Regions from separate parts of the Homo sapiens genome. Here region 1 is linked to region 2. The links are chromatin contacts, found by Hi-C or POLR2A ChIA-PET in ENCODE. All regions are on one chromosome and are shown on one strand. Each heading gives the region's core, a stretch centred on a gene start or an enhancer-like site at or near the end of the contact. The rest is flanking DNA. Distances are from core to core; before and after follow the strand shown. Region 1 overlaps RBPMS2 (RNA binding protein, mRNA processing factor 2). Region 2 holds the start of ANKDD1A (ankyrin repeat and death domain containing 1A).

Region 1 (3,266 bases), core at 146-2,645, 170 kb before region 2:
GCAAGTGAGGAAGTGACCAGAGCCAGCCACAGCCACTTTAGTTTTGCTTAGAGCAAGGCTGGAGCAACACCTATTGGGAGGGGGGTTCCGGGGCCTCTGCTGTCCTCCCTTTCCAGGCACGGCTTTGGGTCTGAGGTGCGGTGCGGTGCAGAGCAGCTCTCCCAGGAGTGGATGAAAAAACAAACAGTTAAACCCTGAGTTCAGCACACCAGCCCTCCAGTAAGAGTCTGAAAGGATTTCAAGCAACCTCTTCACAGACAAGGAACCCGAGACCCCAAGTCACAAAAGGTAAGACTGAGGGTCATGACGGGCATCCTGACACCTGGCCCAGGCCAGCCTGGGCTCTTGGCACTGCACAGCTTCCCTGAGCCTCACACCCATTTGCTCCCGCTCCAGGAATCAGAGTTGCAGCCCATAGACTACAGGGTGGATGAGGTTAACCCCTTCTGGGCAAGATTCCAGGTCCTAGCCTTCCCTCCAGCACAGCCTCACAAGAGGCACGCCAAGGACAGACACCACCTGGCAGAGCCCAACAGCCCAAACCTCAGTCCTCTTTTACCAGAGCGAGACTCAAAAAGACCACAGGCCGTAAATGGTTAAGCCGAGTATATCACCGCCTTCCCCCAGGAAGGTCCCACCTGGGGGCCTGCTCTTGGTGTAGGGAGTCTCTCCCTACCCTGACAGCCTGGAAACTGAGGAAGTAAAGCCACAACTGCCAGGCCCTTAGGCAAGTCACTTACCCTGGACTTTGTTTCCCCAGCTTACAAACCAGGGAGGCAGGAGAGGCTAAGTGAGCTCCAAGGTCCTCCCCCACCACCTTTACAGTCACAAGCCAGCTGCCAGCGGGCCAGGCCCACTTCACTTCCTTCCCCCGACTCCACATCTCTCTGGCTCTGCCTTCCCAATGGCAGTCTGCGTCCACGGAAGGGGGAAGCAAAGGCCGAGAGCAGTCATTTTGGTTTTGTTTTATTTTGCATTTCATATATTATCCAGTTTCACATTCTCACAGGATCAGCAATGACAACAGCCGCCTCATCTCCCAAGTCTGAAATGGCCAGACGGTCACAGCTGCGGCTGACAGTAAAGCACTGATATGCTCAAAACAAAAAACATTGCACAGTGTTTCCTTCATTTCATTTTCTTAAACAAATGCCAGACACAAAGGCGTACTGCTGAAGAATGGAAACCCTTTTCTTCTTCATGCCTCAAACTAAACATTAAACTTATCTGACAGGGCGAACGAGGTCGCTTTAATAATTAATGGTACGCACATGAAAAATCCTTTATGATGCATAAATATTTTGTTACACAGGGTACAAAAATACTTCTCACGTTTTGGTTGGTTTCGAGGTTTGGAAAGAATGAGGAGCAGCGGCGGGCGGGGTGCGCTGTGGAGAGGTGAACAGAACGGGCAGAGAGGGCTTTCTTACGACTGTTGGCCCATCCGAGAAGGCAGGAGCGGAGGAGCCCCATGTGAAATGAAAAAGCAAACCCCATCTATCTGTTGGGTGGAGGTGGGAGCTGAGCCTGGAAGCGTGTGGGGCCACGGAACTTGGGCCTCCCTGAAGCGGGGTGGGTGCAGGGGCGGGGCGAGGAGAGAGGGGCAGGCAGGATGAACCACTGGGAGCCAGGACCTGTCGCTATGGTGACAGTGTGAGAACAAACTGTACACTCATATATACAAGTATAAGTGTCTTAATTCATGCCAGAAAACATGCAAAATTAAACACCTCACTTCCTCGAGGGGGAGCTACAGAAGCAAGTTTGGGCGGGAGGTCAGGCCTTGCCAGGTCCCAGTGAGGCCTCCGAGCTGGATCTGGGCGCCCCAGGGAGAAAGTCCCCAAATCCTCCTGGGAGGCATTGGAGAAAGGCTTGAGGGTGCAGAACAAGGTGAGGAAGAGGAGGGAGGGGAACAGGAAGCAGTCCACTGAGTCAGGCTTGGGATTCACAGTCTCTGGAGGGCAGCAGCTCTGTGCAGGCCGCCCGGGGGCAGTGGGAACTCGGGGCGCCTGTCCCGGCACCACCACAGATTACCAGAACCACCTCCCCGGTGACCAGACCTGGAGGGAGGGAGAGAGGCGGCCGTGAGCAGAGGCGTGGGACTAGAGCTAAAGCCAGGCCTGCTCTGGGCTCGGCTAAGCTCTTGAGACCCGGGGCAGAGGGAGGAACTACGGCCCTTCAGGGAGCCGGAGTCTAGGACACTTGTCCTGGGCCTCTGGGGCCAACACTTACTGAAAAACTAACAGAACTGACGGTACTTCCATCCTTGCTGGGTGGTGTCAGAGGAAGGGTACCAGCGCACCTGCAAGAGAAGCCAACGTCAGGAGCCAGCTGTGCATCCCTTCCCTCAACAGGAAGCCAGGTAACCATGGCCATCGGTGTCCCCGCTGGAGTCCTGGTTCTGTCACTGATTGGCTGGCACATTTTGGGCCAGTTACTCACCTTTAAGCATCAGTTTCTCTATCCGGCAAGTGGGAGTGCACTGCCTGATGTGCCTCCTCTGCAGGACACAGGTTCCAGCGAAGGAAAGTCACGCAGGCGTCTCATACCCCAATCAGCCCAATCCAAATGGGCCACTATACTGGTGGGAGCCCTGGCAGCTGGGGGCAGTGGTGCCAGCAACCCGCCCTTCCCCTTTACTGACACAGCACGGAATTCCTAATTCTGTGGAGGAGGAGGAAAAGAATGAGCCTCATACATTTTTGTTTGACTTCTTTGGGTCTCAGTGTTCTCATCTAGCTATAGGACAGAAATGACGAAGTCATATGTGGTTGTGAGGATCAGGTAAGACAGGATGTAAAGATACAGTAAGGCCGGGTGCAGTGGCACACACCTGTAATCCCAACACTTTGGGAAGCTGAGGTGGGAGGATCACATGGGCTCAGGAGTTCAAGACCAGCCTGGGCAACATAGGGAGATAATGTCTCTATTAAAACCAAACAAGGCCGGGCGCAGCGGCTCACGCCTGTAATCCCAGCACTTTCGGAGGCCGAGGTGGGCGGACCACCTGAGGTTCAGAGTTCGAGACCAGCCTGACCAATATGGAGAAACCCCATCTCTACTAAAAATACAAATTAGCCGGGCGTAGTGGTGCATGCCTGTAATCCCAGCTACTCGGGAGGCTGAGGCAAGGAGAATCGCTCGAACCCGGGAGGCGGAGGTTGCAGTGAGTTGAGATCGCGCCATTGCACTCCCGCCTGGGCAACAAGAACAAAACTCCGTCTCCAACAAAAACAAAAACAAAAAACAAAACAAAACCCAAAGTC
Region 2 (3,392 bases), core at 854-3,353:
TGGTCAGCAGGCTCAGCAGCTGGGAAGAAAAGCTGGATGTGGAGTGAAGGAGAGTGACAGCAGGCTGGAAGCCAGTGGTGCCCTCTTCATCCATCACCACAGCTGACTATGACAACCTTCAGAGACTTAACTTTGAAACATGTAAATACTTTACATAATTGTAAAGCAAAATTAACATTTAAAAATATCAAAAAACAAAAGCAAAACAAAATAAATAAACCATGCATGTTGAGTTGGTGGCATAACCACATAAAGAACTATTCCAAGTGACTAAAACAGTAACGTGACACTATGCCCCTAGTGGGATGTACATGTGACAAAAGCTTTACAAAAAACATTTAAACTGTTTTCAGGAATAATATCTTTGGCTAGGCGTGGTGGCCAAGCACTTTGGGAGACCTAGGTGGGTAGATCACCTGAGGTCAGGAGTTCGAGGCCAGCCTGGCCAACATGGTGAAACCCCCGTCTCTACTAAAAATACAAAAATCAGCCGCGTGTGGTGGCACACACCTGTAGTCCCAGCTACTTGGGAGGTTTAGGCATGAGAATCGCTTGAACCTGGGAGGCAGAGGTTGCAGTGAGCTGAGATTACGCTACTGCACTCCAGCTTGGGCAACACAGTGAGACTCTGTCTTAAAAAAAAAACAAAAACAAAAAGGGGGGGGTGCGGCGCAGTGGCTCACACCTGTAATCCCAACACTTTGGGAGGCCAAGGTAGGTGGATCACCTGAGGTCAGGAGTTCAACACCAGCCTGACCAACATAGTGAAACCCCATCTCTACTAAAAATACAAAATTATCCAGGTGTGGGGGCGAGTGCCTGTAATCCTAGCTACATGGGAGGCTGAGGCAGGAGAACTGCTTGAACCCAGGAGGCAGAGGTTGCAGTGAGCCGAGATCATACCACTGTACTCCAGCCTGGGCGAAAGAGTGAGACTCTGTCTCAGAAAAAAAAAAATCATATCTTTGATTATTATGTTGGAATTGTTATTTTGAGACCATTTTGAGGGGTTGGCTCAGGGCTCATTAATTGTTAGCTGTTATCATTATGTTATTTTTCAAAGGCCATTCCAAATACCTCCTTCTTCAGGAAGCCTTCTTGAACTATATTCTAAGGACTAATGACTGAAAGATGCTCTTCCTCCTTTGATCCCCAAAGTAGTAGTAACTACACCTATCATGGCTTTGCTGGCTTCTTGCCTTGGGATAGAGATGCCTGAGACCCCATTATCCCTAAATTCAAAGAAGCTGTAAATGCCTTTAAGGCAAAAAGGACATGGACATCCCCCAAGGGTCTGAAGTGCAACCCATTCTGGTGTATTTAATGTGTATCTTTTTGTTTCTATGTGTCTTTGCAAGTCTGTGTTGTTTGATGTAAATGCATTTGTAATATTTTTATTGATATTGTTTCCTAGGTCTTATTTGGTTTGGTTATTTACTTTTTCTGCCTAGCACTAGGTGTTTAAATCCATATTGCCACGAATACAGCGGGTCCCTTGCTTTGAGTGCTGCACAGTTTATCCATCTGCTCTTACAAGAAAGGGCGCTTAGATTGTCTCCAACTCCCAGCAACCACAGCAACACAGCAACCAACATCCTCCTACATGTCCCTTTATGGGCCTGATAAATCTTTCTGAACACTGATAAATCCGACCATCTCTTCATATGCTTGCAGACCTGCTGAGGTTGTGGTCCCTTAAACGCCAGCTCACATCTTTGGGGTTTGACTTTCTGCGCCTGAGGCGGCGGGCCCAAGGCTCAGCCCTCCTCCCCGAGTCCCGAGAGGCGCGAGGAGGATGAGCCTGCCAGATGCCTTGTGCGCATCTATCTCCAGGGCCGGGGAGGCTGGGCGAACTCCCGGGGAGGAGACTGGGTCAGGGACACCTGCGGAACTCGGCGTGGCCCCGACCCGCCGGCCTCGGGCGCGGAGGGGTGGGCAGGTTAAGAGAGCAGGAGGAGGGACCTGCGTCCTGGTCCGGGACTGGGGTGGCCGGGGCAGCTGCGCTCCTAGCAGGCGGGGCGTGGAGTCTGGAGGAGCGACCGCCCCGTCCTCTCGGCTCCCCGGGCCCCGCCCCGGCGGACGCGCGCCTCGCGCCCGGGCACCAGCGCGCGCAGGGGCTGCGGAGCGGCAGGATGCAGGAGGAGCTGGCGTGGGAGACCGACGGCCGTGAGTCTGCCTGGAGGAGGGAGGGGGGCGGGCCGAGGCCGAGAGGACCCCCGCATCCGTTTGGGGAGTGCCAGGGGTGAGGTTGGCGCCCTCCGAACGGCCACCTCCGTGTGGGGCGTCTGTGTGGCTCCGAGCGGAATGGTTACCGGTCCGCGCACTGGGCCGAGGGGACCTTGCCAGTGCGTCTGGGACTCGGGGACCACACCCGCCAGGTGAGCGGGGAGCAGCGGCTGAGAGGTTAGCTACAAATAATAAAGGTAATAGCGATCCTTGACTGCGTGCTGTACTTTGTGTGCCAGGCCTTGACCCAGGAGAGGCACGTCATTTGATCTTCGCTGCGGCCATATGGGTAGGACATTATGTTATCTTCATTTCGCAGATGAGAAACTGAGGCACAGGGTGTTCAAATGAGTTGTTCAAGGTCACACAGCCATTGAGTGGTAGAAGTGCTGAAGGGCCCAGCTCACCCGGAATGCTGGGGCTGGATAGCGAGTGGAGACCGCATCAGATGGGGCACGCACTCAGAGGAGAGGAGCCTGACTGGCCACAGGTGGAATGAGGGCACCTCCGAACCTCCCTCAAGGAGTGCGCCCAGTGCCAGGGCCTCTAGGCCGGGCAGCAGCGTCTGTGTGGGCATCAGCTGGCCTGGGGCAGCTTTGGCTGCACCGTCTGGGAGAGGGGAGAGAAAGATTGTGTCGGTGTCTGCACTGTGAGTCCTTGATCCTGCAGCCCTGGCTGAATCCTGACAGCTGAATCCCGGGGCTTTCCCTCAAAAGCGCATAGTGCAGCTCACTGGATTCCTTTGAGACCTATAGTGTCCAAAATGCTGGCACACTGCATCTACTCAGCTGAGGGATGTGTTGGGGGTGGGAATGCTCAATCAAGATTAGGTACATGGTTCTGCCTGGGGCGGAGGATCACTTGAGTGGGCCTGCGAAGAATGTGTACCAATGGAGCATTGGGGTGTGTGGCAGAGAATTCTGGACAAAGACCCAGCATGGGCAAAGGCTCAGGTAGCTCAGTGGGTATTGGATGTGGCCAGAAAGAGGGTGCCGGATGGGAGGTGGATGGAAGAGATGAGACTGGACTTGATTTCATTCTAACTTAACCTTCTCTGGCCTGACCCTATGCAGTGTCTGCTGGCTTCCCATTGGAACTCCTGGCTGTTTGCCAATACAAACCAGGCCAATCCCCCTAAGCTGCACATAAGATAGAGGGTGCCAGAC

The links. A loop is a pair of places that touch in the nucleus more often than their neighbours do. ChIA-PET counts read pairs that join two places held with the same protein, here RNA polymerase II (POLR2A). Pooled maps may share reads with other maps.
Region 1: a map of heart left ventricle shows a loop between it and region 2 (6-fold over the local background). The contact joins the enhancer-like site here to the promoter of ANKDD1A in region 2. A Hi-C loop is called at or near these places in 113 of 168 maps with a recorded cell type or tissue (A673, B cell, CD14-positive monocyte and 64 more), 37 of 37 single-sample maps with no recorded cell type and 48 of 50 pooled maps. POLR2A ChIA-PET finds 5 or more read pairs at or near these places in 14 of 52 experiments (CD4-positive, alpha-beta memory T cell, CD8-positive, alpha-beta T cell, GM12878 and 10 more).

Annotation. Positions count from the first base shown.
Region 1 is chr15:64,738,941-64,742,206 of GRCh38, forward strand. RBPMS2 (RNA binding protein, mRNA processing factor 2) reads right to left here. Exons shown (of 8, transcript NM_194272.3): 7 at 2,233-2,302; 8 at 951-2,060. The coding sequence ends at 2,240. Among named protein-coding and RNA genes, the nearest start is that of MIR1272, 22 kb to the right of the region's middle. Within about 2 kb of position 1,396, at least 11 of the 41 ENCODE cell types and tissues checked have a DNase peak (open chromatin) inside an H3K27ac peak, as active enhancers do; they include heart left ventricle, left lung, left ventricle myocardium inferior and 7 more, where a contact is called at or near this core.
Region 2 is chr15:64,909,799-64,913,190 of GRCh38, forward strand. It overlaps ANKDD1A (ankyrin repeat and death domain containing 1A), which reads left to right and starts at 2,104. Exons shown (of 15, transcript NM_182703.6): 1 at 2,104-2,166. The coding sequence starts at 2,133. RefSeq lists silencers at 1,332-1,626, 1,700-1,749, 1,950-2,129 and an enhancer at 2,316-2,859.